Regions from separate parts of the Homo sapiens genome. Here regions 1, 3, 4, 5, 6 and 7 are each linked to region 2. The links are chromatin contacts, found by Hi-C or POLR2A ChIA-PET in ENCODE. All regions are on one chromosome and are shown on one strand. Each heading gives the region's core, a stretch centred on a gene start or an enhancer-like site at or near the end of the contact. The rest is flanking DNA. Distances are from core to core; before and after follow the strand shown.

Region 1 (3,765 bases), core at 1,124-3,623, 2.0 Mb after region 2:
CAGGGGGCCAGGCACAGTGGCTCACTGTAATCCCAGCACTTTGGGAGGCCTAGGCAGGTGGATCACTTGAGCCCAGGAGTTTGAGACCAGCCTGGGCAACATGGCGAAACCCCGTCTCCACAAAATGGAGAGAAAAAAAAAATTAGCCGTGCATAGTAGCATGTGCCTGTAGTCCCAACAACCTGGGAGGCTGAGGTGGGAGGATCACTTGAGCCCGAGGAGGTCGAGGCTGTAGTGAGTGAGCCGTGGACTGCAGCCTGGGTGACAGTGAAACCGTGTCAAAAAAAAAAAAAAAAAAAAGCAACAATAACAAGTAAAAACAACATCAGAGGTAAGATCCTACTAAAAATCTTTACCTTCCTCTCCCTGACTTGGGGTGGTTGTCTTCCTTTAAAAAACAAACAAAAAACTGTTTTGCCAAGTACCAAAACTATGTGTTTGCATCTGAAGCAATAAAACAAGGAGACCAGGTAGGGATGCAGGTTGTTACAGAAGTTGAAATCTATTTCCTGACAAAGGAGTAGCTACAAGTTGGAACACCTGGGGAGGCCTGGGGTAAATGCATATGCAAATAAGTGCTGGGAAAGTGCTCCTGGGATTCACCTCCCTTAAATACTTTCAGAAGTCATTACAGGTTATGAAACTTAGTGTTCTAATCATTACATTTATGGGAAAGAGTGGAAAGCAGTTCAGGTAACATAGCTGTAGTTGAACAGGCTAGGGGAGTGGTGGCTGGAGAAAGAAAAGAAATATAGTTGATCCAGGTTTTGGAAAGTTGAGATCTTGGGATGTGCTACTCCAGGAGAGTTAGGAAAAATACCCTTTTCCTCGACTATGGTACAGTACAGTAAGTATTGACTCTGAAAATGTTCGTAAGTACTGGCTTCCTTGGATCTAGAGGGAGTCACATTAAAATGGCTACATTTGTATCAGAGCTGTCTTTTATTCTTTTTGGCATGGTCAAGTCATTTCTAATCAGAGTAGGGGGAATACTGGTAGATCAGACGTCACTCAAACTCATGAGAATTATCTGTTTAACATCCACAAAGCAAGTAGCCCAACAAGCAAGGTCCCCAGGAGCCTACTTTATCCTCAAGGAATCTGCTTAGTCAATTGACGTATTCACAGGGCTGGAGAGGTATGAGTGGTGGTTACCTTCGTGCCAGAGCAGAACATGCCTTGTAGTTACTGCCATATTCTAGCCAAGTTACTCCATTTACTGTTCCTTTGTTCCTAAATTAACAAGGAGAAAAGACTGTGTGTTCAACACATGACCACAATAGAGAGGTTATTTAGAGAAAGCTTAAAATGTACTTGTGTTTTCTGTACTAGGCCTAGGGCACCCCAGTTATGAAGCCTTGGCCTGAGTTTCTCTCTAGACGGTGCTGAATTGCCATCTAGTTACCTATTCTGACACCAGGAACATGATTCTTCAACAAACATTGACGGAAGCTTACATGGGACCGGATCACAGCGCTGAGAAGCACTGGGGCTAAGGGGCGGCACAAAGTCTAGATATGGTGGCAGCACCTGCTCATAATGAAATGCCCACAGTTTAGTGGAACACAGCTGCTATTACTCACCTGTCTATCATTTTGTTTGGGAGAGCCCTGGTGGGAGAGGAGTATGGTATTTAATATTTAATTGAGCAGTTATATGTGAAAGAGCGTTTTCACGAGACTTAACTCCTTTCATCCTCAAATAACCCTACAAGGCGGGTACTATTCTATCCCTATGTTACAGATAAGGAAACTGAGGCAGAGAAGTTGCGTGCTTCATCAAGGTCACACAACCACTCCGTGGAGGCAAGTTGAACACAGGCTGTCCGGCTTCTGAGAGCCAGTGGAGAGGAGGGAGACGGTGGGAGACGGGCAGGGGGAAAAGGTGGAAGTAGACCCGAAGGGCAGGCTTGATCTTCATAAGAGAAAACAGTACTAACACCATCCACTGATTGACTCGCATATTTCCATCACTTAAAGCTCCTGGCGTCACTGCCAGGAATGGAAAGTTAAAAAACTCCCAGCTCTGTAAGGTTCTGCCTGGATCCTGAAAAAAACCTTCCCACATGCCCCGAGGAAACTCGAGGGCTCGCTTCTTTCTCACATCCCTGGCCCGGGGCACCGGAGGTCCCGCTCCGGCGGAGGAACTACAACCCCCACAGCACCGCGCGCGAAGCTGGGCCCCCCTGAGGGAAGGGTAAGGTGTCCCGAAGGTGCCTTCAGAAAAAAATTACGTACGTTTTTCGTCGCTTTCCCACGATCACACAGATCTCAGGTCCAGGAGGACGCATCGTCTTTTTAGTAACAGTGCATGCTGTGAGGCTTGTAGAGTCGCCTCTCTCTTCAGGCGCAGCAGAGGGCGGCCGCAATAGTACGCTCGCGCGGCGGTGGCGGGTGGTGGTCCTTGGACCACGCGGTGGGCGGAGCCAGCGGCGACGGCCTCCCCTCCCCTCCGGACGCAGGCCGGAAGTACGTGAGAGGAGACTTCCGGCCACTGCGTTGTAGTCGGCCCGGCTGCAAAGCGTTTTTCTGCAGGCTGTTTTCCCAGGTTCCCTCGGCCTGTACCTCGCGCACTCCTCTTGCTCCAGGTCCTTCAGTCTCCGCTCGTCTCACCGTAGGCTGTGACGACATGAGCAACAAAGAAGGTGGCGTCCTTAACAACACGGGGCGTTATTTATCCGGAGGGGGAGGTTCTCCAGTCTTTCTATGCAGTTTTCCCCTTTTCACCCTTGAAGGATGCCTTCGTCCCTTGTAGACTCGGGGGCGGCCCCTCTGTTTCTCTCCCCGGCCAGATCGGCCCTGTTTACACCTCCTTTTTTCTTAAATTTTTGAGGTGTGATTTTATCCTAGTTCAGTAATTGCTGTAATGCCAGATCATAGCACCAGTTGGTGGAAACTTGGATGATTTGCTTGGAAAGGCCTGGGCAGCGTCTCTGTCAGTCTGCGGAGAAAGCCTCTAAGGCGAGGGCCCTGTGGGTATCTGGTTTTAAAGCAAGGAGTAGGTTTGTCTATGTTGTGTTTTGCAAACTCTTGGTGATGGAAGATCCCTCTCTTTTTTTCTTCTCTATATAAGGATCAGGAGGGTTCAGGAAAAGGAAGCATGACAATTTCCCACATAACCAAAGAAGAGAAGGGAAGGATGTTAATTCATCTTCACCCGTGATGTTGGCCTTTAAATGTAAGTTCTCTGCAATGTAAGTTGAAGAAGGGGAGAGAACAAAATTATTTAGCCATGGTTATGCGCAAGAAAACAGTCCCTAAGAATTTAATGTGAAACTTTAGCTGGAGGTTTTGTGATGGCGCTAGATGTACCCTAAAAGTCTGGATTACAAAGGCCTTCACTTTTATGTCCCATTAAGAGAAATATTAGTAATCAGGTAAACATGACTTAAACACAAGAAACAGTAAACATTAATTAATATTTGACATGTCACATACTCAAGAATTGTGTACCTGATAATATTTACTCATCTGTTATATGCTAAAATATATTTTCATTTAGTGTGTATTTGTTTCCTCTACTAGACTTGAAGACAGGGACGGTATCTTTGTTTTAACTGTAACACTTAGCACAGAGTGGGAGCTTGTATCTATTAGTGAATCTCGCATATCTATATACACATATTTTCACAGTCCCCTTTTCTCAGCATATTAACTTGGACAAGTTATTCCTCAATTCAAAACAAACACAAAACAAAATCCTCTTCCTTTTGTCCCTGTCTATCCACTATCCTGTACCTTACGTTTCTGTGATTAAGGAATCTGG
Region 2 (3,772 bases), core at 908-3,407:
TTGTTTAAGGCTGTCACCAAAACATACTAGCATGGCAGGATATCTGGGGACAGAGTGAGGGGTCACAGGAACAATGGTCATGGCATAAGAGGACTGGGCACGTGTAGGCCACCAAAGCCTGACACCTAAACACCCTTCCTGACATCTAGTATTTCAGAAACAAAACAGAACTGGATTTCCTTACACTTACTTTGAGTCACATACAGAAGTGGTGGGCGCACCCGATGATGCTCAGGGTTTCTAAAGGCCTCACTCTGTGCCTGGTGGTATGGTCATTTATTCCTTCACTGAAGGCACTCTGAGCGCCTGCTCTGTGCCGTGCACATGCTAAGAACTAGAGACAGAAAGATGAATCGCACAGTCCCCGTCTCAAGCAGCTCAAAGTCCAGTGAGAGCTCCTAGTCTCCAATGTTTTTAAAAAGAGGAAAGAGAAAAAGATATTTTACAACAAAATCTACACTCAACCAACTGAACAATGAAATAATTCTCTTTACACCCGAGTGATATCAACAGCCCCCTAAGCTTTCATAGCAACTGGTAGATGAAAAGTCGCCACCCTAACTGCTCTCCTCCACTGTGCAAACCTACTCTAAATCCCAAATCACTACCCAGGAGGGTCCTTTCTAAAGCAATGGATTTGCAGCAAAGAATGCTTTTCTGGTGTTGCACCTGACAACCTCACAGGCCCCACAGGCCCCCTTCCACAGCCCACAGGTGCAGGTTTACCTCTATACATACGAATATTTCATAGATGCTTCTCCCCACTAACCTAGAAGCCCCAGCAGAAGTGAGGACCATGTTTCCTTGTGCATGCCACTGTAAACCCAGGGCCCAGTCCAGAATGAGGGCTCAACAGATGTTTATAGAAGGAGTGAAGATTTAGAGAAATCGAAAAAATTTTAGATCTTACAAGGCCCTTGCATCTAAACACTCCTCCAATTATGGCTAAAAAATGAGGAGCTATAGAAAACTGTCCTATTTAAATTTTGTTTCTAAAAACATTCATTTTGGCTTCTTTTAAAAAAGTTACTCAATTACTGAACAGATCACTGGTGTGGCCTGTTGAACACAGTGCTGTAACTTCCTGCACAAGAGACAAGTCTGAAAGTTTTGCTTTCCGCTGTGAAAGCATTGGTGACTGCTTGACAGACTCGCTTGAAGCAAATAATGTGTTTTTGGTTAAAAAAAAAAAGTATAAACGCCTAATAACAAAATAGGCATATTTTTGGCTAGAATTTTTTTTTCCAAGGAAAAACCTCCAGCTCATTTTGCTGCCTAAGCCAAAACAGATGCTCCCACTAAGTTGGTGGTGGAACAGACCCAAAGATTCCAATAATGACATATATAACGTGTGTCAACAAGAAAACAAGTGTAAAATCTGCAAACGAGTCCCCAGCTAAGGCGAAATCTTGACAACGCTACTCTGAGGTGAGCGATCCCCTCCCTCCTCCGGGGTTAGGAGTGGCCCAGGAGAGGCGGCGGTGACACGCGCTCTGCGGCCCGGCCGTGTCCCTCTCGGCGCCCCGGGACCCCGCGTGTGGAGAAGGAGAGGCCCGGCGGAGGGAAGTGGCCGGGGAGGACCCTACCTGCCAGCCTCCGGCGCTCAGGGTACGCCAGCCCCAGGAGCTTCCGGGCCTCCGGGAGTCCGGCCGCTGCGGGGCGCAGCCGCCCCTTGTCCCCGGGAGGCGCCGCCGGCCCGCGCCGCCAGGCCTCGTCCCCTGCCCAGGCAGCGGCTGCGGGACCGCCCGGGAACCGGGCGCGCGGGAGCCGAGGAGCGCCTGGCCCGGCAAAAGCCCCGCACCTGCAGCTGCCGGGGCCGCGAGCCCACAGCCCCAGGAGCCGCGCGAGGCCCAGGACGCCCCGCGAGGCGCCCGGACCCCCGCCCCGGCAGCCGCTCCTCCAGCGGCGCGCGGCTCCAACGCCCCAGAGCAGCGCGGGCCCCGCGCCCCATAGCCGCGCCGGCCTCAGGCCAGTGAACGGCGATAGGGACCCGGGAACGCGGCTGGCCGCGGCCCACACGCAGGCTACCGGCAGGAGCCGACCTGGCTCGGCAGGGCTCGGTGGCTCGAGCAGCCGCAGCGGCCAGGCAGGGGGGCCTCGCATGGCGCTGCGTGCGACCCGTACGCCTCAGCCCGCCGGCCAGGCGCGCGCAAAGCCCGAGGACCCTCCCGGCCCGGCCCCGAGCAAAGGGCGTGGACGCGGTGGCGCCCGCCCCTCCCCGCTGGCTGTCACCCGCCTTATCGTGCCTGCACCCTCGGGCTGCGCCCGCCCCCGCCCCATCCTCGTCCGCGCGGTGCCGCGCCTCTCCGCCCCACTCCGGGGACTGCAGCTACCCGGACCTTGCAAGCCACCCTTCCGAGCGCCCCCAACCCGCTCGGGTGCCCTCCCTGCAGCGCCCCCAACTGCCCGCTGGCGGAGGAGCGCCGGGCGCGCCAGCTGGGACGAGGCCCGGGAAGCCCAGGAGCACGGCTGCGCCTGCGTACTGGGCGCAGGGAACTTTTTCGCGCTTCGCCGTCCCCTCTGGTCTGAACTTGGGAACGACACGAGCTCTTTCTCACGCCGGCAGACCGGGCGGAGCGCGCAGACGCGACCACACGATGGCCGGCACAAAGATGGGGCGGGAGGACAGCGTGCTGGATACGGCGTGGGGCGGGTCCGCGGCCCGGGAGACCCATGCTGGGGCGGCCCTGTCACTCGTCTCGCTGCCAAGCACAGGGCTGAGGTGCGGAGGGACCACTGAGAGGACTTCGCTGCGTGTCAGCTCAGCTCTGGACGGCGTGGAGGAGGTGGTTGGCGAATAGTGAAATGTATATAACTTTGAGAAGGGAAGAGATCGTTTCTTTTTTTTCTTTTTTTTTTTTTTCTTGAGACGATCTCGGCTCACTGCAACCTCTGCCTCCCAGGTTCAAGTGATTCTCCCTTCTCAGCCTCCCAAGTAGCTGGGATTACAGGCATACGCCACCACACCCGGCTGATTTTGTATTTTTAGTAGAGACGGGGTTTTACCATGTTGGTCAGGCTCTTTTCGAACTCCTGACCTCAGGTGATCCGCCCGCGTCAGCCTCCCAAAGTGCTGGGATTGCAGGCGTGAGCCACCGTGCCCGGCCTGAGATCGTTTCTTAACTAGAGCAGAAATTTGAAGACAGGCGTGGTCGAGGCATTCCCGCTGTTCGAAGTGGAAAACACTAATCAGAAGGCAATGCATCTTAATACACGTGCATGGAAAGACAGGAGAGAACATTAAAACTCACTGGGACACTTTATGGAGACTTCATGGGGGCGGGGGGGGATATGTACCTGAGGTCCAGTGAGTCGTGGGTAGATTTTTGTAGACTCCTAGGTATTTTTACTGGACCTGGACAGGGTACTGTCAGTTGCAAATTTTATGGGTTCACAAAATAAAAAAACCTCAATAATCAACATAAACATTTTAGTGCAATATTTTTAAAAATCAAAATTAATTTAAAAAATCCGTAATGAACAAAATATAAAAAATTTTGATTGAGTATCCACTCCTGACCTTTCACAATCCTGCCTCTCTTCTCTCGCTCTAATCCCAGCCCTGGAAACTTTATTTACAAAAACTGACAGCAGCTGCCCTTAGTTTGGCAGCTGGAAAATGGGAAAGAGAAAGTAAGAGGAAGGTGAGATTTGGGTTAAAGTTGTCACTTTCTCTTCAACTGGGAGGGTATCAATCCTTGATGTTTCTTTAGTTGGGCTCAAAAAGGAGGTAGCGGCCGGGCGCGGTGGCTCACACCTGTAATCCCAACAT
Region 3 (4,003 bases), core at 816-3,315, 1.9 Mb after region 2:
TTGTTTTGTTTTGTTTTGTTTTCCAGGAAGTTACAAAACAGTTTTCAACAGAAGGATTACATTAACAAAGCAAATAAAGGAAACTGGTGCTAAAAATGTAGCCTACCTACACTGAGAGGCCTGAAGACGGAAATACTTCTTTCCCCTTTTTGTAACGGGTTTCAAAACAGTAGGAACAGGGTGAGGGATAAGAGCTATAACAGGGGGAGGGGAGTAGCCAAGCTCTTCCTGAATACAGAGTCTTTCGACTAAATGCTTATTTTAAATGTACCTTTTTGCGGTCAGCCGGCAAATTCCTAACTGAACACAGCGTTTGACTCTCAATCGAAATGTGATGAGTGGTTCAGACACCATAGGAAATTTAACAGCTTATGCAAACACAAGGCAGATGCAGAACCAGGACTTGCTTTGGGTGGTACTCTAACACCCCTTCACTGGGTGGCTAAAACGCCACTAAGGTTTGAATTGTGACCAATAGTGGAATGGAAAAAAGAAAATAGGAAAGTTAAAGCGCCTACGTTGAGTCAAAAAACCATGCAATTAGCCGGAGAAGTTTGTGAACGGGCAGTAAGTGGAAAACAGTGGATACAAAGGGGCTAACTAGATAAACAGCTACTACAAATTCTGTCCGTCTTCCTTACGGGGAGCTACACAAGAAAGAGCGAGTCCCTTCTATATAGAGGAATGCTGCTTCTCAGCCTAGGCAGTTTCAGTCGCAGGCAGGGGCTGCCCGCCGAGAAGGGCCTGTCCAGCACAAACCCGCAGCACACACTTACTTTCGTCCGGCCATTGATTTTGTAGCTGCCCAGCTTCCCGTTACAGTGGCGTATCAGGTCGTCCATGCTGCTCATGAGCAGCCCAATGGTTTCGCAGCCGGGCTCCTTGCCCTCGATCCAGGTGATCTTATCGCCTCGGATGTCCTTGGACGAGTCACTCTTCTGGCTGACCAGCTGCCCGTCCGTGAACTTCCCGGTGTCGTGCAGGGCGCGCACCTCGTCGCCGATCTGCTGTCCGGTCTCCTTGCCGAGGAAGTCGTCCACCACACAGATGCCGTGCTTGTTCATGCACGGCACGATGTACTCGAGCGCCAGCTTCAGCGCCGGCAGGGGCTTCGTCTGCCCGTTGGGCCGCAGGCCGCCGCCGGGGCTCAGCGCATCCCCGGGCGTGTTGCTTGGGGGGTACAGGTTCGCCTTCTCCTGGAACAGCGATGAGCGGGCCGGCGGCTCCTCCTTGCCGGGCTCGGCTTCGGCAGCCACCGCCGAGCCCTGGCCGCCGGCGGCCGCACGACACGGCGACGCGGCCGCCGCTGGGTCGGCCGGGGGCTTGGCCTTTACTTTTCCCTTGGCCGCGTCCCCGGAGGCGTTGTCCCGGCGCGCCGCTGCCTTCCTGGGCTCCCGGGCCCCGGCCCTGGGCGGCGGCACTGCAGCCGGCGGCGCGGGGCCGGAATGCTGGTGTGGGCCCACTCCGTGGCCGAGGGCGCCCTCGCTGCCCTGGCACACGAGCTTGTGCTTCTTCCAGTCCTGACGCTGGTGCTCCTTGCAGCAGTAGAAGGAGCTGCGGCAGCGGCTGCAGCGCAGCAGGTTCTCCATCTTCCCGCACAGCTCGCAGTACTGCCGGTCTCGCTCGCTCGGGCTCGGCCCGCCGGGCCCGCCGCTGTCATTGGCCATGGCGGCGGCGGCGGCGGCGACGGCGACTGCGGCGGCCGAGCAGGAGGGGTAGCGGCCGGACGGCCTCGCCCGAGGCTGGGGAGCGGGGAGAGAGATAGGGGCCGTTACTGCGCCATGCACCCGCTACCCTCGCCTCAGGGAGGCCGGCACCCCACGCCCTCGGCCCGGCCGCTTCCGAGTCCTAAGCTCCGGCGCAGCGCCGGCAGCCGCCTCAGCGCCTCATCGCCGCCGAGGGCTGAGAGAATAGGGCCTGTGCGGCGAATGGCAACCTGGGCTCAGGCGCGCGGGCCTGGGGAGCGCAAGACCGGCCCCCTCGGCCGCCGCCGCCGCCTCAGCGTCCCGGGCGGCCCGGCCCAGGCTGTGGAGGAGCGCAGGGCATACGGGCGCCACTCGCTCTGCGCGCTCTGCACGTACACCACGGCCCCGCGGCGACCCGGGCGGGCGGCGCGCGAGGGCGGAGGGGGCGGAGGGAGGGCCGGGAGGGCCGGGGGGAGGGCCGAGGGGCGGGGGCTGCCTGCGCTCCTCCGCACTCGGCGGGGCCGGGCCTCGGCTTCTGCCTCGGAGGTGGGTCGCCCGCTTTCCCTCCGCCCGGGACCGGACTGGGACGCCGAGAGGCCGGTGCGCTACCTCAGCCCGCAGCGGCCTCCTCGGGGACGCCGAGGCGCAGGCCCGCGAGCGGCGGAAAGGCGTGGGGCAGCGCGGCAGCGCCTACACCTGCTGGAGGAGGGCGCCAGCCGCAAGCGGGTAGCGGAGCGAAGGCGGCGTAATCATGGCTGCTCTTCCTCCAGGCCGGCGCGGGGTGTGCGAGGCTCGCTCCAGTCAAGGTTGCAAGGTGGCTATTGCGATCCTCATTTTGCAGAGGAGGAAACGGAAATTCAGAGAAGTAAAGTAACTTGCCCAAGGTCACGCAAAACTGGGACTGAATCCAGGAATCAGGCTCCCAGATTCCAAGGCTGTTTTTTCCATTACACCATACAGCCTCTATTTCAAGAAGCCCTGAAATGGTTAAGAACAAAATAAGTATTACTATGGTGTTAATCCAATCTCTTGCGCCCCGTTTCGACCTAGTTTAAAGGTAATGAAATTTGAGGGTTTTAAAAAAAATCAAAAACTCATTTTTAAAACCTTTGAAATCCCGCCGAGTTCAAAACCCCATGAAGAAATTTTGGGCTACCAAGTTAAATGTAATCAATGCTCATTCCAATATCCAATTTAAACTGATGGGATTATTCCTGAAAAGTGAATTTTGATGGTAAATGAGCAGTACTACATTAACGACTCTCACATTTATTTTTAATAGAATCTGTGCTGCGCGGATGAATACAATTCTTTGTTTTACAGAGCATAAAAACCTTACCAGAAATAAGCCAAAGATGTTTCTTTCTGCTGCTATTTGTCTTAAGAATTAAAAGGTCTGTGATTTCGAGTTTATCAATCTTTATCGAACACTATGTGGAAAGTGGGGTGCTAGGCTTGTGTATCACTTGAGTATACTGTAACTTCAGTCCTTGAAATATAGCCTTCCAAACTTAAAAAGTTGTAATATGTATTTCAAAAGCAGGATATAAGGAATTATTGTAAACCATATTGTAGAAGTTTAAAAAGAGGCTTGAATCCAAAAATATAAAACCTCTTCATCAAATATACAGAATTTAAAACTGTTATAAAATCCTGCTGCATGCGTAAATGGCATTCTGGGGATCCAATCAAGTGAAAGAGGATGATAATTCCAATTAGCTTGTCCTTTGGGAAACTGAGATAAATATACTCACATCTTCAAATTTCAAACCGAACTAAAAATCCAAGTTTCTGTAAAGAATTTAGACCTAGACCTGTCTTATGTGTATCCTACTTTCCCAGAGCTTTATTAAATACAGTAAAATGTCATTGTTGCAGACATTACTAATTAGGCTGTTCAACAAATGCATTGAGAGTCCTTGACAAACAAATGAATTAGTCATACTACACTCAGAGACACATAGTCCAATGCAGGAGGCAGGTATGTAAACAAGGACAATCCAGAGTTCAGAGTTTCCTAAAAGAGGGATGAATAGGATGGAATGGGAACACAGAAAAAGGAATTGCTAGCTCTGCCATTTGCACTAATAAAATCCAAGCAAATTAATTCAGAAATTCTTAAAATATAAAGGAGCTATCTCATGGCTTACGAAAATAAGCATTTAAAACATTTTTCATACACATAAATTATGTAAAATGTAATTTAAATACAAGTAGAGTCTAATACTTCTTAGGCTTCCTTTTGCTATAGTAATTATACATGAGGCTTAATTATTCACAAGAGCAGGAACTTTACTAGGAGGACTCATTCCACAAAC
Region 4 (3,822 bases), core at 777-3,276, 1.4 Mb before region 2:
GGCAGGTGGGGATGCTGTGAGGAGGGTCCAGAAGGGCAAGCGGGAGCTCCAGGGATGAGGAAGCTGCAGTGAAGAGAGTGGGCTAACGGCAGGGCCTCCATGGCCACATCCAGGGCCTGCGGGAATTCGCTGACTGCCCAATGTCACCTGAGCCCCTAAGGCATGCCGGCTGCTGGCCCAGGCCCTCAGGACACGGCAGGGAGCTATGGCAGAGACTTTCTGCTTGGCCAAACTCCGGCTGGGATCTGGAACTTTCTCCTAGGCCCATCTGTGCACTTGCTTGGAAAATCCAGTTTTAGTAAGAGCCCTACTGAGTCAGTTTAGCCAGAACCCCACACCCTGGATATCTCACCCTCGATGACATCCAACCAGGTCCCTCATCCTCCACCATCACCTGGTGACGTCTGATCACCCTGCCTGCCTAGAGCAAGGACCCTGTGAGGTGGGTTTAGCCAGACCCCTCAGCCCTGATGTCTCCTTAGTCATTCCCACCCACAGACCCCACGCTGCTCCTCGGCTTCTCCACCCTCTGCCCTGCTGTGTTGGGGTTGAGCTCCATCTCCCCCAAGGCCGCCAGGCAGGGCCCCACACCACATGATGCGCCTTGGTGCAGTCTTCCTCACTGATGTTACTACGCATCATGAGGAATTTTTTTATTCAACAGATACAAAGACCTCTGCTTGCTGGGACTCTGCACCATAAGGACACATTGAGTAAGTCTTCTTTGGTGCTTTGAGTGGAGGGCAGTGGAGAGGGGAATGTCAACAGGGTGCATGGGCCCCAGGAGGCCAGCAAGGCAGGGATGGCTTGGACCAGGGCAGTCAGACTCTAGGGCTGAAGGCTGCTGGGGCCACCTTGTAGATGTGTCACCTACTACCAGGGAAAGTGGCCACTGTACAGGGCTGCTCAGCAGGGGGTATGGGACATCACTCCTCGAGAAAGCACGGTGGGGTGGATATGTCATAGCAGTGTGTGGTTCCTGCCTAAATTGTCCTCTGTGAGTTCAGCTGTGAAGAGAGGACGAGAGTTATTGGAAGGACGTCCTGTGGTCTGGAAGGACGTCCTGTGGGAGGACAGGCTGGGCTCCAGGGGAGCTTGGAATCCTGCACTGAAGAGGACTATAGACACATGATGGGGGTGACCCTGGCCTGAAAAAAGCAGAAGTTACCAAGGATGTGATTTGAAGCTGTGATTGTGTCTCATCATGTCACACTGATTAGGGGTGCGGAGGGGTTGTGGGCTGGATGGTGCCTGTCCTTATCCGTGGAGACACTTGGGGATGGAGCCTCCTGCCACCTGCAGCTGAAGTCCCAATGGTCCAGCAAATGAAAAAAATGACACAACAGCCACACGTGGACGCTGGCGAACTGGTAGGAAAGAGGAAGCGGCCGGGTGCGGTAGCTCACGCCTGTAATCCCAGCACTTTGGGAGGCCAAAGCCGGTGAATCGCTTGAGCCTAGGAGTTTGAGACCAGCCTGGACAACATGGGGAGACCATTTCTACAAAAAAAATACAAAAATTAGCTGGTGTGGTGGCTAGCGCCTGTAGTTCCAGCTACTCAAGAGGCTGAGGAGGGAGGACTGCCTGAGCTCTGGAGCTTGAGGCCAGCCTGGGCAACATAACCAAGACCCTGTCTTTACAAAAAATAAAAATAAAAATAAAAATAAAAATAAAATGCTGATACATGCTAGACCGTGGATGGACTTTGAGAATACTATGCTGAGTGAAATAAGCCGTCGCAAACGACAAATCCCGTAGGATTCTGCTCCTGTGAGGTCCCTAGAGGAGGCACGCTCATGGAGCCAGAAGGTACAATGGGAGCTCCAGGGCCTCGGGAGTGGGTGTTTAACAGGGAGTTTCAGGTTGGGAGGATGAAGAGGTTCTCGAGATGAGTGACGGTGCCCGACATGGGTGGGTGAAAACGAGGAAGGCCACCGAATGGGACATGGGATGGCGCTTAAGAGGCCGGCAGAAACCTCGTTACCTACCGAGGGTGGAGCCTGCGTGCTGACGGATAGGCCGAGTCCCCGCCCCGAAACACACCCCGCGCACGATGCTCCGCCCCACACGCATGCCCCACCCACCCAGCAGGCACGCTCGCCCCGCCCGCCCCTTCCAGCTCGGGAGGCCCTGCTCCTCACGCACGCACTCTCAGTCGGCCTCAACCGGCGCTGCTCCGCCCCTCAGGCACGCACGTTCCGTTCACCCCTCACGCACGCACTCTGCGCCCGCCCCTTCCCGCCTCCCTCCGGCGGCCACCGCCAGGGGCCGCTGTGGCACCCGCCCCTCCCGCTTCCTTGGGCCCTTCCCGCTGCCCCACTCTTGTCCAAGATGGCGACCGCGGCGCTGCTTCGAGGCGCCACTCCGGGGCGCGGCGGCCCGGTCTGGCGCTGGCGGCTGCGCGCGGCCCCAAGGTGCCGCCTGGCCCACAGCTCCTGCAGTCCTGGTGGCGACCCAACGGCCGGAGCGGCCTGGGCCTGCTTCCGGCTGGACGGGCGCACCCTGCTGCGCGTGCGTGGCCCCGACGCGGCGCCCTTCCTGCTAGGGCTGCTGACCAATGAACTGCCGCTTCCGAGTCCTGCGGCCGCGGGGGCCCCGCCTGCTGCGCGCGCGGGCTACGCCCACTTCCTGAACGTGCAGGGCCGGACGCTCTATGACGTCATCTTGTACGGGTGAGCGCGTGCTGGGAGGGCGCTCGGGGGCGGGCACCCAGGGGAGTGGCCAGGGACCGGCACCCAGGGACAGGGCGGGCGCCCGGGGCCTGCAGAGGGCGTGGGGGGTGGGCACCCGGGGAGGGCCGGGATGGGGTGGAAGCTCAAGGGTGGGTGGGCCAGCGACTGGCACTCAGGGTCAGGCACCCAGGAGATTCCACTTGGGATGGACACCCAGGGGAAGCTCACCCAGGGCCCAGCACCCGGGGGAGGGCACCCAGAGGAGGGCTTGGCTCAACACCCAGGGATGGGTCAGCGACTCATCCAGGGGAGGCCTGGGGGCCAGCCCACCATATCAGAGCAGAGGCGTCTCTAGGTGGGCACCTCCCAAGTGGGCCATCTGGTGACCCTTCTCCCTCCGCAGGGACAAGGGGTTCAGGGGCCCCGCCTGGTGGCAGAGCTGTGTTTCTGAGTGACAGCTTGTGGTGACACTCCCGAGTTCTGTTTACCTTGTGTTTCCCTGTGTCTCCCCATAGCTGGTCACATTGGCATTTGGCTCAGTCATCTGTGCTGACATCACGACTGTCAGTGATGTTCATGCCGGGTCAGGGCCTTGACTGCTTACAGCCTTGGGTTTCCCTTGCCCAGCTTCCAGGGACCTGGATCCCTGAAACCTCCGCCCGGTGGAGTGGATCTGGTTCGCGGCCGCCTGCCTGCTGTCCCTGCTATGGCGGACCCGGTTCTTGTTCTCTTCAGCTTACTCCTGTGTTTTGGTTTCAGGGGATGGACACCTTTTTAATGACTTCCTGAGCTACGTGGGGTGAATTTTTGGACTCATTGTGTCTCTGCTAGTGGCTTTACCTGATATCCTGGCTGGGTGTAAAAATCTAGCTTGGAAATTGTCACCGACAATGTTCACATCACAACTTTGTTTTCTCGCTGCCAGCTTTTCTGAGAAGTCTGGTGCCGTTCTTATTTGTATGTGAACTGTGTTTTTCTCAGAAGCTTTTCTTTATTCTTGATGTCGTGAAATGTCATGCTGATGTGTCTTAGTTTGGGCTTTTTCCATATCACATCTCTGGGCACTTAGTGGGCTCTTTAAATCTAGAACCAGAGTTGGTGAAATACGGCCCTGAGGTCAGACCCAGCCCATTGCCGGTGTTTATAATAA
Region 5 (3,992 bases), core at 607-3,106, 1.4 Mb after region 2:
ATACAGCAAGCACTCAATATATGTCGGCTACTTCTCATTTCCCTCACAGCACCCTCGTGAGGAAAATAAAACCCCACAATTAGGTGAACAGTGTTTTCCACTTACAGAGGAGGCATTTTACAAAGACAGGTAATTCACTTGCTCAGAGATACAGAAAGTGACAGAGGTAAGTAAATGCCATTCTTTCTCCACCGTGCAAGGCTGGCCGTGTTACTTACGCCGTTACCAGCTAAGGCCTACCGCAAAATAAAAAAGTCACAAACCTCTCAGTGAGTGACACTTCCTCAAGGAAGTCAGACTGTACTAAAAGGAAATCAGATTGTGCTAATCTTGACGTCTCATCTCAACTAAAAAAAAAAGGTATTGTTTTCCCAGGTACACAATGCCGAAGAAAACCACTGCCAAGTCTTAAAAGCAACCATCTCCCAGTGGGTTCGGTAGACCCCGGTCCTTCCCAAAGCAAGCCATAAGGGAACTCACATAGAGAAGGGGGAAAGAGAAAGGGAGGAGATTGATGGGTAAAAAGACCCACGACAGAACTTCAAAACAAAAAAATGTACACACGTATTTTGTCCCAGAGGCATCTGCTATGATTTATTAAACTGAAGCCAATAGCGCCCATTCTTAATGAATGAGCTGGCGTAGCTCCAATACACACACGGCACTGACACACAGGCTCAAGGCCTGCAGGGGCCTTTTTTCCCTCTGGGAGACACCTGACAGATCGCAGGTTGATCTTAAACAACTGGAAGCAAGATGTCAACGAGCAGATAAGATGGGCTTGCTCTTTTTTTCCATTCCAGGGATCCAATTTTTAGGAACTGTTGTATACGAGACATTAACCCGGGAGGTCAGGAAGCCTGATTTCCAGGCCTAAGATGTGCCAGGCGTCTCCCTCCGGGGGCGGGCTCCGCAAGCCGCCGGGCTGGTTGCTCGTCCGCCCGCCCCTCCCTCGCCCCTTCGGCATCCTCGGGAGGCCGGCGGCGGGAACAGGGCTGCCCCGGGCCACCTGCCATCTCCTCCGCCACCCTTCCAACAGTTGCTTCAGACTCAGGAGAGAGGCCGCCCTGGCCCCAGGAGCATGCTGTCAGCTCATTTCTCGACTCGCCGCCCTGCCCAAAGGCGGCTGCAGGAGGGCGCGCGGCGGCGTGGGTGGCAGCGGCGGGAAGCTGCCCGCCAGGACCCCTGGCCGAGCCGGCTCCCGCGGATCGCGCGCCGCAGCCGGAGGCGTGAGGCCCGGGCGACCCGTACCCCGGCCCGGGACCCCAGCCCCGCTGCCCCGCCGCCCCGGCCGACTCGGACGCCCGCCGCCGCCCACTCACCGCCGCACTCGGCAGAGTACTGGTCCCCCCAGTCCCCGGACTGCGGGCTGCAGCCGCCGCCGCCCGCCGGGGCCTCCTGCTGCTGCCGGTGCTGCAGCTCCTGCTTGAGCAGGGAGAGCGGCGAGTAGTGCTCGGTGGCCAGGGCGCCTGGCCGCAGCCCGGCGGACAGGACCCCCAGCAGCAGCAGCAGCAGGACACGCCGGGCGGCGCCCGCGGCGGCCACAGCGCCGCCCCAGAAGCAGCAGCAGCAGCAGCAGCCGGCAGGTGCCATCTTCCCTCAAGGCGCATGCGCGACAGCCCTTGCCCGGCTCTCAGGCCTCCCCGCCTCTAACCTACGGCGGGCAGGTGGACCGTGGCAAGGGGGCGGGACAAGGGGAGAAGCATTGTGTGCTGGGAATGGTAGTCCCAGCTCGGCCAGCCCGGGGCCGCCTTGCCGGTGCCGGGACTACGAATCCCAATAAGCCCGCGCGGCGCAAGTCTTCCGGTCTGGCGTCTGACGTCTTACCCTCCACAGAATCGGAAGTTCTGGACTGCAGTTGAGTGGAAATGGGCAACGGCGGGCGGAGCGGCCTGCAGCAGGGGAAGGGGAACGTGGATGGGGTGGCAGCGACTCCTACTGCTGCCTCGGCCTCCTGCCAGTACAGGTGCATCGAATGCAACCAGGAGGCCAAAGAGTTGTACCGAGACTATAACCACGGTGTGCTGAAGATAACCATCTGTGTGAGTTGTCAGGTGTGGGGTGCCCTTGAGAAGAAAATGGCGCGGCGGGATTTGGGGACCGCGAGGAGCAGGGTCCTCTGATACAGTCTTTAGTTCGGTAGTTGACATTCCCGCCCGGGATCTTTGCATGAATATCTGTACTGATAGAGAACTCAGCTACCCGACAGCGCTTTTCTCATACTGGGGCATATTTGGGTGATATGACCTAAGCCGGCGAACGGACCGGACCGACAGACAGAGGTAGATGTGGGCATTTTGCAGAGAAATTTAAAGATCAATTAGGTTGACATTTTGGTTCATGCCAAAGCTACTTCCTTCTAGCTCTTCTCCCTTTGACAGAGAGATGGTACCATCCTTACCCTCCACAACCCATGTTGAATTCACCTACGATGCTTTTTAAAGGTTTCATCAATTGTCGTTATTGGATGTCTACGGTGTACAAAGCACTATGCTAGACGTTGGTGGTACAAAACCCAAAAGTGAGGAAGTAAAAATTCTCATTTCAAGGTGTTCGTAGAATACCTTGAACTTTCTGATGATTTTCCATCTCAGAGTTAAGGCCCGAATCCCTGAACTGGCTTATAAGGCCCTATGGAGTCTCCTGCTACTCTTTCCCTTCTTTATTTTACGGCAGAGAGAATAATCTTATGTTTAAAGAGTCTACAAAGTTGGAGGTTCTTTGGGGGTATTAATTAGCAAAGAACCTGTCACAGAATAGACAGTACATTTTTGTCCCATTTCAGATCTTGTGATTTTCTAATCTCTTTAGTAAATTATGGTCTGTAGTAATATACAAGAGAATTGACAAACTGAGTGTATACCTGTATAATCTGCCAACCACATAACGTTCTGATGCATACAACCTCAATTTCCTGTTCCTCTCTCAAGTACTTTCCCTCTTTTGTCAAAATGTCAACCCTTGTTAAATCCAACATATTGCCTGGTCTTGTCCCTGTACCCATGCAGCAGTACGTTGCTGGGGAAAAACAAATTTGTGACGATTAACCTCATATAGGCCTTTCATGATTTCTGGCAATCTTATTTCGGTTTTTTTTTTCTTTCTTTCTTTCTTTTTGAGATAGAGTTTCCCTCTGTCACCCAGGCTGGAGTGCAGTGGGGCACTCTCAGCTCACTAAAACCTCTGCCTCCCAAGTTCAAGCAATTCTCCTGCCTCAGCCTCCCAAGTAGCTGGGATTACAGGCCTGCACCACCACGCCGGGCTAATTTTTGTATTTTTAGTAGAGACCAGGTTTCACCATGTTGACCAGGCTGGTCTTGAACTGACCTCAAATGATCCACCCACCTCGGCCTCCCAAAGTGCTGGGGTTACAGGCATGAGCCACTGCGAAAACAGAAGAGAACTTCCACCAGGTTTGCAACAACATAAACCCAATACTAGCATTTGTTATTTCTTTACTGTACTGTCTTCTTCTGCCTTCTGCTGGATCATTCCCACCAGCATGCATACTGTTACTTCTTCCATCAAAAAAAAAAAAAAAACCAACACCACCAACAAAATACACTTGCTGCCACTTCCCCCTTTAGCTTCTGCTCTTTTTCTTCTTAATTAGAAAGCAGACCTTCTAAGATATGTTTGTACTGTCTATTTCCTTTCCTAGTTTCTCTTGAACCTGCTTTAGTCACATTCCCACCCGCATTTCATTAGAAACTGTTCTTGTTAAGATCACCACTTCCACTTTGCTAAATCCAGTAGTCGATTCTCAGTTAATGATCAGCAGCATTTTACCTCATTACTTCCTCCTCCTTGAAATGCTGTGTGCGCTTCCCAGGATTCAGTGCTCTTCTTATTGTCTTCTTACTTCACTGGCTGTTACCCCTCAATCTCCTTTCTGCTTTTGCTTCACCTCCCTTACCTCTTAATCATGGTGTATTCCAACGCATAGTCATCGTGCCTCTTTCTGTCTGCATGCTTTCCCTTGAAGAGCTCAT
Region 6 (4,101 bases), core at 726-3,225, 1.1 Mb before region 2:
GTATTTTCCATCATGCTTTTCCTTACCTAATTTTATAAACTCTTTGTATATTTGTGGTTACAATGTTCCTAATTTGGCTATTTGCCTTTAATTATAATTTTTGATATTTTCTCATTCACAAGATTAGTTCATTATGAAGTTTGCTCATTTTTTATATTTTTTACTTTTCTCTCCAGCAAGTTCCTAGTTGACTCAACAATATCAGCAAGGCTCGGCTGGAAGCCTCTAATCTTTACTACACAGAAATAACCTCGGTTTACTATTCATGTTTCCCACGGGCATCTAGTGCATTTCCAAGTCGATTTAAAAAATCTTCACAAAGACAAAAATACCTCATTAGATCCTGCGCTTGCTTGGAATACAGATTTATAAAAATTTTTTTTTGTTTTTGTTTTTTAAGACAGAGTCTCGCTCTGTCGCCAGGCTAGAGTGCAGTGGCACGATCTTGGCTCACCGCAACCTCCGACTCCCTGGTTCAAGTGATTCTCCTGCCTCAGCCTCCTGAGTAGCTGGGATTACAGGCATGCGCCACCACGCCCGGCTAATTTGTGTATTTTTAGTAGAGACGGGGTTTCACCATGAGCCAGGATGGTCTCATATCTTGACCTTGTGATCCGCTCGCCTCGGCCTCGCAAAGTGCTGGGATTAGAGACGTGAGCCACGGCGCCCGGCCCAGATTAATTTTTTAAAATGCAAAACTTGCACAATCTTATTTTAACCATGCTTGCTTGTTTTCAAAATAATTAAAAAACAAAAACACAAGATTGCTCTTCCCAAAGGCTTATTTCTTTCCTTTAAATTTATTTTTTAAAGAAAAGCTAACGGCCGGGTGTAGTGGCTCACGCCTGTAATCCCAGCACTTTGGGAGGCAGAGGCGGGTGGATTACGAGGTCAGGAGTTCGAGGCCAGCCTGGCCAACATGGTGAAACCCCGTCTGTACTAAAAATACAAAAATTAGCCGGGCGTCGTGGCAGGCGCCTGCAATACCGGCTACTCGGGGGGCTGAGGCAGGAGAATCGCTTGAACCCGGGACGCGGAGGTTGCAGTGAGCCGAGATCGCGCCACTGCACTCAAGCCTGCCTGGCAACAGAGCGAGGCTGTCTCAAAAAAGAAAGAAAAGCAAAGCAAAGCTAACAAATGCTCTTCTGTCATGCATCATCACAGAATCAATGAGAGCTCCCCCCAGCCAGGAGACAGCGGACAACCAGGGTAGCTTCCCAGGGGGCCAGAGGGAGGCTGCGCGAGAAGAGGCTCAGCGGGATGGGTCCACGCAGGGAGATCCCACGCAGGGTGGGCGTATACGAGTGTCCACGTCCGGAGGGCCGTTCAAGGGCGGGTCCCTGAAGGAAGGGTGCACGCAGGGCACGTCCACGCGGGCAGGCCCGTGCACGCAGGGCGTGCCCATGCAGGGCGGGTCCGTGCAGGATGAGAGCAGCGGAGGAGGCCCACGCAGGCCATTTCCCGCCCCGTCCCCAGCCCACGCGGGCGAGCTACCGCGGGGGTACGCGCAGCTCAGATCCTAGCAGCTTACAAAAACAACCTTTTAAAAATGGAACCTTCAAGTAAAAATAAAACTTTGTTTCCCTCTTTCGCAGGAGTTACTGAAGTAGGAAGGGACAGCCCAGTAAGATTTCAGGATACGACTTGGGCCGGTCCGCAGGCAGTAGAGTGAAGCGCGCAGCTGCCAGGACTTGCGCGGTGACGTGCGCCGCTGCCAGGACCTTGCAGGTGGAGAGCATAGTTGCCAAAATCAAGGCGGAGGAGCGCACCGCCGCTAGGATCCAGGCGGAGAAGCCCACCGCGGCCAGGACCTAAGGATGCAGTACACTGCTGCCAGGATCTTGTCTGTGGAGCGCAGCGCGGCCAGGACCTCCGGCTGCAGCACACCGCTGCCAGGATCTTATCGGCAGAGCGCTCCGCGGTCCGGACCCCGCCCCGTGCGCGTCCCCGACCCCGCCCCGTGCGCGTCCCCGGCGTTGGCGTCTTCGTCCTGTTGCTGGTCTCCGTCCGGTCGCCGGCCGTCTAGGTCTCCGGCCCTCCCCAGCCGCTCCTGCGCCCTTGCCGGCCCCGCCGCCCGCAGCCCTGGCGCTCCCTGCGGGCCCCGCCGAGGCCGCCTGCGCCCTGTGCCAGCGCGCGCCCCGGGAACCGGTGCGCGCCGACTGCGGCCACCGCTTCTGTCGGGCGTGCGTGGTGCGCTTCTGGGCCGAGGAGGACGGGCCCTTCCCGTGCCCCGAGTGCGCCGACGACTGCTGGCAGCGCGCCGTGGAGCCCGGCAGGCCCCCGCTCAGCCGCCGCCTTCTGGCGCTCGAGGAGGCGGCCGCGGCGCCCGCGCGCGACGGCCCGGCCAGCGAGGCCGCGCTGCAGCTGCTGTGCCGCGCCGACGCCGGCCCGCTCTGCGCCGCCTGCCGTATGGCTGCGGGCCCCGAGCCGCCCGAGTGGGAACCGCGCTGGAGGAAGGCGCTGCGCGGCAAGGTGCGCGCCGCGGGGTCCCGTGCCCCACCCCGGACGGTGCCCTGCGCCTCTCCGCCCCCGCCCCGGTCCCCCTGAGCCCTGGGCCCTTCCCGTCTCCACTGTTCCTGTCCCCGGATTGTCCCCGTCCCCGGATTGTCCCCCTCCCCTCACCGCCACGGGTCCCCTCTCCAGCGTGTGCTGGGCCCCTCCCTCCTGCGGCTTGCCTCCCCATATTTCCTGCGTCTCTTCGGAGTCTGGTCCCCTTCCCCGTCTTGGTGTCCCCTGCTGGGCGGTGCCTTATCTCCCCACCCCCTACCTTCTACGAAGTCCTTCCCCCACCAGCGCCCATCTTTGTGGTCCCATCACTAGCTGTGCCCTGTCTCGCCCTCATAGACCCCCTCTAGTTCCTACAGATTGACTCCTCCACTCACTCTTCCCTTGGGGGAGACATCACGCCTCTTGCCCCTCTGTATTCCACTGTGTCCACAGGCCTGGCCCACCTTCTCGTCTGCTCCCCGGGCCACCCAGCCCTCGCCTGCACCCCCTGTCCCCTCTCCCATCTTTCAGAAACCCGCTCTGAGAGTCTGGCAGCAGCGGGTCCGGGAGTCTGGAGCCTTGCCCATGGCGGGTTGGTTGTGGGACACAGAATAGGAGACAACAGCCAGCCTGGGGTCCTGCTCTTCAATACAGGGGAGGGGAAGCCAGCCAGACTGTGTCCCTGGGTGCTCCTCCTGCATTGGGGGTCCTGCCACCGGGCAGAGCGACCCCCATCCGGCTCAGGCAGGGCAGGGTGTAGGGCAGGCTGTGCAGACCTTTGGTACAGGCCGAACTCACACTGAACAGGGCCACTTACAGACACAGAACTCCTAAACCCACCTAGACAGTCCCCTTAGCCCCAGCACCCAGATCCTTCTGAATAGGTGTGAAGCCCAAGAAACCTTTTGACTGCCTGTGCGTTCCTGCCCTAGACAACCGGGCTTCGAGGTTATCTCTGGGATGGTCAGACTGTGTGCAGTCAGCTGGGGTGATGTCCCTCAGTACTGGGCTGGGTTGGGGGACCCAGAGCTTCTGCCCACCCCTGGTGACCTTCTTTTCTTTACAGGAGAACAAGGGGTCTGTGGAAATCATGAGAAAGGACTTGAATGACGCCCGGGACCTGCATGGCCAGGCAGAGTCAGCAGCTGCAGTGTGGAAGGCAAGTGGGGGGACCTGGGGCAGCCTGGAATGAGGGGACTGTGGGCTCAGGGCTCTAGACAAAGGGACCACCAGGCCAAGTGGGCCAGGCCTCTGAACTGCTCAGCTGGTTGGTTGGAGGAGGGGCCTCTGGACTTAAGTGAGCTTCAGGGTATTTTTTTTAGGATGTGTTTGTATTTCTCAAATAGAATCTAGCCAAAGCCAGTGGAAGCCTCTTTTTCTCCTCACATTTTACCTGTAGGTGATGGCAGCATCAGACTTCTTTTTTTTTTCCCAAGAGACAGAGTCTCACTTCATTACCCAGGCTGAAGTGCAATGGCATGATTGTAGCTCACTGCAGCTCGAACTGGCCTCAGGCGATCCTCCCACCTCAGCCTCTGGGACTATAGGCACGTGCTACCACACCTGGTTAATTTTAAAATGCTTTTCTAGAGGTGGGGGTCTTGCTGTGTTGCC
Region 7 (3,872 bases), core at 462-2,961, 1.3 Mb after region 2:
CTCTAGGAATACATTTTAAAACCTATATTTTCCCCTCCCCAGTTTACCACACCCTTGTTTTTCCTGGCAAAGCCATCAGAATTTGAAGTCCAGTAGAGAATTTCCTTTTGATTCCATCAGAATAAAGAAACACTGGCAGCATCCTTCAGTCATTTCACTTTTCCCTCACATTAAAGTGGGTTTATGACCATGAACACTTCGTATTAATAAATGTCTCAGCACACCCAAGCCTGAAAATCTGATCTAAACCTCCTTAACTTGAATTCCATCCACAATCCACAACTTCCTCGGAAAAAATCTCTCCCAGCTTCTCCTTCCTCTAGCCCAAGAAACAGCCTTAACAGCGAGCGATTTCATTCCTACACTCTTTGCTCAGCTTGACTTTGCTCCTCACGGCAAAAGTTGAGTTTGAAACGCCAAAGAGTCACAGTGCAAATTCTAATGGCACCAAACAGGCTTCGGTTAAACACATTTCTAAGAAAAAGAAGACCAAGTTTCTGAACCCTACAGAAGATTCAGGCGTTTGTGACTAAGTGTGGGTCATCCCTGAGCTTTTTCTGGAACAGATTCAGCGTTTCTACCTTCACAAATGACTGTCCCTCTAGCAGTCTGGACAGTGTCTAGATCTGAGACCTAAACATGCCCTGTTATGTGGCCAAGACTTACTGGAGCTCATTTAAACTTATCGTCCCTTAGTTTTTTGGTGGAAAACAGGGCCACCATGCTCACCCTTAAAACATACGCTGGGCATTGTGCTCACTTGGAAAACATCTTAGGGTGATGGATGGGTTTCCCTCCTTATCTTGGAAGACACCTTTTCTTCCTTGTTACCTGGCTTGGCAATTTTACTTTCCCCATACATCTCATCACAAGTATTCATGTTAGTATATATCATTTGCTCAGTCCCTTCACGGGCAGGCACGGGGTGGCGTTATTACCCCCGTTTTACACAGTGGAAACTGAGGCTCTAAGAAGTTAATTGACCCACCGCCATACAGGTAGTAAGTAGCAGAGCTGGATTAAAACCCAGGCTTGTCTGGTTTAAAATTGCTTGTTGTTTCCACTTTGGTCAGCCTCGCTTACGACAGCTCCGGGAGAAGTCTCTGGAGTCCGTGCGAGCCGGCGGATCAGGTCTAGATGGAGGTTCTTTAACGACCCACCTCTCGGCGATCTCTTAACCAACTCCCCCAGCGGAGCCCCCACCCCCCGAACTTCGGCTCTGGGGCTCCCCTCCCACCCACTGCCATTCCTGCCTTTTCTTTTCCAGCCCCTACCAGCTGGGGCGGCCTCACGCCGGCAGGTGCCCACCGGGCCGGGGCGCCTCGGGGCGCCGGGAGGGGAAGAGGGTCCGCGGCCAGGCCCGCACCTACCTCGTCCCCGAAGCGCACCACCTTCTGGCCCGTGGGCCCGCGCAAGCCGGGGAAGCGCGTGAGCTCCTCCGAGTCCCCGGGGTCTCGGGGCGCCGGGGCGCGCGGCCCCACCAGGCACCGGTCGATGATCTCGTCCTGCTGCGCGGGCGGCAGCCGCGCCCACTCGGGCCCGTACTTCTCGCGGATCTTCTCCTTGTCCTGCATGATCTTCCTGGCCATGGGGCTCAGCGACGAGAAGTAAGTGAAGCGCTTTCGCTCCCGGTCGTCCAGAGGCCGGTTCCCGCTCATGACCGCCGAGCGCGAAGCCGCGATCGCCGCCGCCATGGACGCCATGCCCGGCCTGCCCGCCGCTCCCGGCCCGCGCCCCGCCCCTCGCTGTGCCCGCCCTCGCCCCGCCCCGCGCCACCCGGAGCCCCGCCCCCTCCGGGAACCCCGCCCTGCACCGCCGCGTACCCGGGTCTCCAAGCCAACCCAGCTCCCCAAGCCCCGGGACCCCGGCCCTCCGTGGCCCCCTCCCCGGGAGCTCCTCCCTCCGGGCCCCCCCCCGCCACCCCCTCGCGGACCCCACGAGTCCCCCTTTACGCCTCCATAGTGGATTACCGCGGTGCCCGCAGGTTTCGGGCTCCCCTTACCCGGCTCAGGTGGTAGCCGGCGTGTCCCTGAGTCCGCGCCCGGCGCTCTGAGAGGGTGGCCGTGGTTAATTCCCGGTAGTGACCGCCATAGCGCCACGTGGCCACTGCTTGACAAAGGAAACTTTTTTCAACCTCCAGTGAGCCTAAGAAAGCCCCAGCATTTCAGGCCAAGCCGCTGGCTGCCTGGCTTCTGTTTTTACTCCTTTCCTTCTGTCCCTTTCTGGGACGAGCCACACCTTCTCTGCTTTCTCTGGGCCCGTCCAGGACGCTGGGCCCGGGGCCTGGCGCGGTGAGCTGCAGATAGCCGGGGGCGCAGGGCAGCCCGGAGGCTGGAGGGCGACCTGGAAGGCTGGACCGGTTCGGGGCATCTGGTGCTCAAGGAAAGTCAGCTCCCGCCGCCCCTCGGGGCCAGGTGGGTGCATGAAGTACCCGGTGGCCCAGGTGCCTTTCCCCAACCCAAGGAGCTCAGAACTCTTGGCAGTTCGACGTTTGCAAACAAACCAAAGAGGAGCAGAAAGTTTTCAGACTCAGAGGCGACATCCCAACAGGTAGGGGGCCAGGGTTTGTAATTTTGAGGTGTGTCCCAGACAGACCACAAAATTAAAATTATAGCGAGCCCCCACTTCCCCCAAGCCCCTCTCTCCATCTGACTGATTTTAACAAGACTAACAGGACTCAGGTGAGAATTGTGTCCACTCGTAAAATAAAAAAACAAAAACAAAAACCAGCATTTCAGCTGTTATCCAGGGTCTTTGCCTGGATAGTTCTGAACACAAAAGTAGAAATAACTTGCAAAGTCCTATTTTAAATGTGAGATGGCCTCATCTTCCGGCCCAGAAATCCTCAGAATATTTTTGGAATGTCATGAATGTGGCAGGCTCTACAGTTAAAGACATTATTATCAACAATGTTCACAACATAATATATTGAAGCAGGGAAAGGCAAGCACCACCAAATATAGTCTCCACAGTAAGTGGCGGATTATTTATGAGACCGGAAGTTTAAGGACAGTTTTTTGGAGTATGATCTTCTGTTTGAGTTGATGCTAGAGAAGCTCAATACATTGACCTGAATCCCACTGATTTCTCTCCTCTAATCCTTGTTTAATAATATAGGTAATGTTTAAAGATATATTCTTGAAATTAATTAACATCCCCAGGCTTGCTTTGATATTCACATAAGAAGCTGTCCGTACCCTTAGAAACTTGGTCTCATGCTGTTTTCAAAGCAGTTGTGGAAATAATTGTTGCTTTCAAAAAAAAAAAAACCACAACCCCATGAGGTGTTTTGGGTCTGGCAATAATTGATTGTCAAAGAAGTTTTCAAGATAATAAAAGCGTGAGATAATTCAGGGACATTGGCCAAAGTATGTAAAGTCCATGATCTGGATGATAAGGGGCTAACTGAAAGAAAAATTCTTCCAGATTATAAGAAGAAACTCAGGGGAATTAAAGTATGGCTCTAACAGATGACTTGGCTGAAATTAGAAACTTTTTTTTTTACATATATCTTTATCTACTCCTGGAGGGAATAAAAATAGCCAAACTCCGGCCGGGCACGGTGGCTCACGCCTATAATCCCAACAGTTTGGGAGGCCGAGGCGGGTGGATCATGAGGTCAGGAGATCGAGACCACCCTGCCTAACATGGTGAAACCCCGTCTCTACTAAAAATACAAAAATTAGCTGGGCGTGGTGGCACGTGCCTGTAATCCCAGCTACTCGGGAGGCTGAGGCAGGAGAATCACTTGAACCAGGGACTCGGAGGTTGCAGTGAGCCAAGATCGCGCCACAACACTCTAGCCTGGGCGACAGAGGGAGACTCTGTCTAAAAAAAAAAAAAAAGAAAGAAAGAAAAAAAGAAAAAAAGCC

What was found. A loop is a pair of places that touch in the nucleus more often than their neighbours do. ChIA-PET counts read pairs that join two places held with the same protein, here RNA polymerase II (POLR2A). Pooled maps may share reads with other maps.
Region 1: a loop to region 2 is called in a pooled map, with 9 times the contacts of the local background. The contact joins the promoter of TSNAX-DT here to the promoter of ABCB10 in region 2. A Hi-C loop is called at or near these places in 7 of 50 pooled maps.
Region 3: a loop to region 2 is called in a map of OCI-LY7, with 14 times the contacts of the local background. The contact joins the promoter of EGLN1 here to the promoter of ABCB10 in region 2. A Hi-C loop is called at or near these places in 1 of 168 maps with a recorded cell type or tissue (OCI-LY7) and 9 of 50 pooled maps. POLR2A ChIA-PET finds 5 or more read pairs at or near these places in 1 of 52 experiments (HEK293).
Region 4: a loop to region 2 is called in a map with no recorded cell type, with 19 times the contacts of the local background. The contact joins the promoter of IBA57-DT here to the promoter of ABCB10 in region 2. A Hi-C loop is called at or near these places in 3 of 37 single-sample maps with no recorded cell type and 7 of 50 pooled maps. POLR2A ChIA-PET finds 5 or more read pairs at or near these places in 1 of 52 experiments (T-cell).
Region 5: a map of B cell shows a loop between it and region 2 (33-fold over the local background). The contact joins the promoter of ARV1 here to the promoter of ABCB10 in region 2. A Hi-C loop is called at or near these places in 1 of 168 maps with a recorded cell type or tissue (B cell), 3 of 37 single-sample maps with no recorded cell type and 9 of 50 pooled maps. POLR2A ChIA-PET finds 5 or more read pairs at or near these places in 1 of 52 experiments (OCI-LY7).
Region 6: a map of naive thymus-derived CD4-positive, alpha-beta T cell shows a loop between it and region 2 (18-fold over the local background). The contact joins the promoter of RNF187 here to the promoter of ABCB10 in region 2. A Hi-C loop is called at or near these places in 1 of 168 maps with a recorded cell type or tissue (naive thymus-derived CD4-positive, alpha-beta T cell), 1 of 37 single-sample maps with no recorded cell type and 10 of 50 pooled maps.
Region 7: a map with no recorded cell type shows a loop between it and region 2 (14-fold over the local background). The contact joins the promoter of C1orf198 here to the promoter of ABCB10 in region 2. A Hi-C loop is called at or near these places in 1 of 37 single-sample maps with no recorded cell type and 6 of 50 pooled maps. POLR2A ChIA-PET finds 5 or more read pairs at or near these places in 1 of 52 experiments (PC-9).

Annotation. Positions count from the first base shown.
Region 1 is chr1:231,526,183-231,529,947 of GRCh38, forward strand. It overlaps TSNAX-DT (TSNAX divergent transcript), which reads right to left and starts at 2,374. Exons shown (of 3, transcript NR_173106.1): 1 at 2,238-2,374; 2 at 1,156-1,233. It overlaps TSNAX (translin associated factor X), which reads left to right and starts at 2,487. Exons shown (of 6, transcript NM_005999.3): 1 at 2,487-2,644; 2 at 3,073-3,177. The coding sequence starts at 2,629. TSNAX-DISC1 (TSNAX-DISC1 readthrough (NMD candidate)) reads left to right here and starts at 2,471. Exons shown (of 16, transcript NR_028393.1): 1 at 2,471-2,644; 2 at 3,073-3,177. RefSeq lists a silencer at 1-75 and enhancers at 1,754-2,575, 2,044-3,243.
Region 2 is chr1:229,556,550-229,560,321 of GRCh38, forward strand. ABCB10 (ATP binding cassette subfamily B member 10) reads right to left here and starts at 2,158. Exons shown (of 13, transcript NM_012089.3): 1 at 1,587-2,158. The coding sequence starts at 2,103. RefSeq lists silencers at 1,368-1,817, 1,878-2,577 and an enhancer at 2,748-2,937.
Region 3 is chr1:231,420,222-231,424,224 of GRCh38, forward strand. It overlaps EGLN1 (egl-9 family hypoxia inducible factor 1), which reads right to left and starts at 2,066. Exons shown (of 5, transcript NM_022051.3): 1 at 777-2,066. The coding sequence starts at 1,667. RefSeq lists an enhancer at 622-891 and silencers at 1,272-2,451, 2,207-2,531.
Region 4 is chr1:228,163,486-228,167,307 of GRCh38, forward strand. It overlaps IBA57-DT (IBA57 divergent transcript), which reads right to left and starts at 2,027. Exons shown (of 2, transcript NR_103540.1): 1 at 1,989-2,027; 2 at 601-1,007. It overlaps IBA57 (iron-sulfur cluster assembly factor IBA57), which reads left to right and starts at 2,319. Exons shown (of 3, transcript NM_001010867.4): 1 at 2,319-2,672. The coding sequence starts at 2,332. LOC124904534 (a long non-coding RNA gene) reads left to right here. Exons shown (of 2, transcript XR_007066913.1): 2 at 665-1,697. RefSeq lists an enhancer at 1,904-2,806 and a silencer at 1,911-2,950.
Region 5 is chr1:230,977,238-230,981,229 of GRCh38, forward strand. It overlaps ARV1 (ARV1 fatty acid homeostasis modulator), which reads left to right and starts at 1,857. Exons shown (of 6, transcript NM_022786.3): 1 at 1,857-2,042. The coding sequence starts at 1,869. TTC13 (tetratricopeptide repeat domain 13) reads right to left here and starts at 1,624. Exons shown (of 23, transcript NM_024525.5): 1 at 1,323-1,624. The coding sequence starts at 1,593. RefSeq lists silencers at 939-1,228, 1,249-1,508 and an enhancer at 1,789-2,088.
Region 6 is chr1:228,485,407-228,489,507 of GRCh38, forward strand. It overlaps RNF187 (ring finger protein 187), which reads left to right and starts at 1,976. Exons shown (of 4, transcript NM_001010858.3): 1 at 1,976-2,472; 2 at 3,554-3,646. The coding sequence starts at 2,083. RefSeq lists enhancers at 854-1,715, 1,035-1,414, 1,716-2,576, 2,694-3,422, 3,423-4,101 and silencers at 2,035-2,154, 2,415-2,614.
Region 7 is chr1:230,866,810-230,870,681 of GRCh38, forward strand. It overlaps C1orf198 (chromosome 1 open reading frame 198), which reads right to left and starts at 1,712. Exons shown (of 4, transcript NM_032800.3): 1 at 1,371-1,712. The coding sequence starts at 1,703. RefSeq lists a silencer at 1,641-1,860 and an enhancer at 1,684-2,275.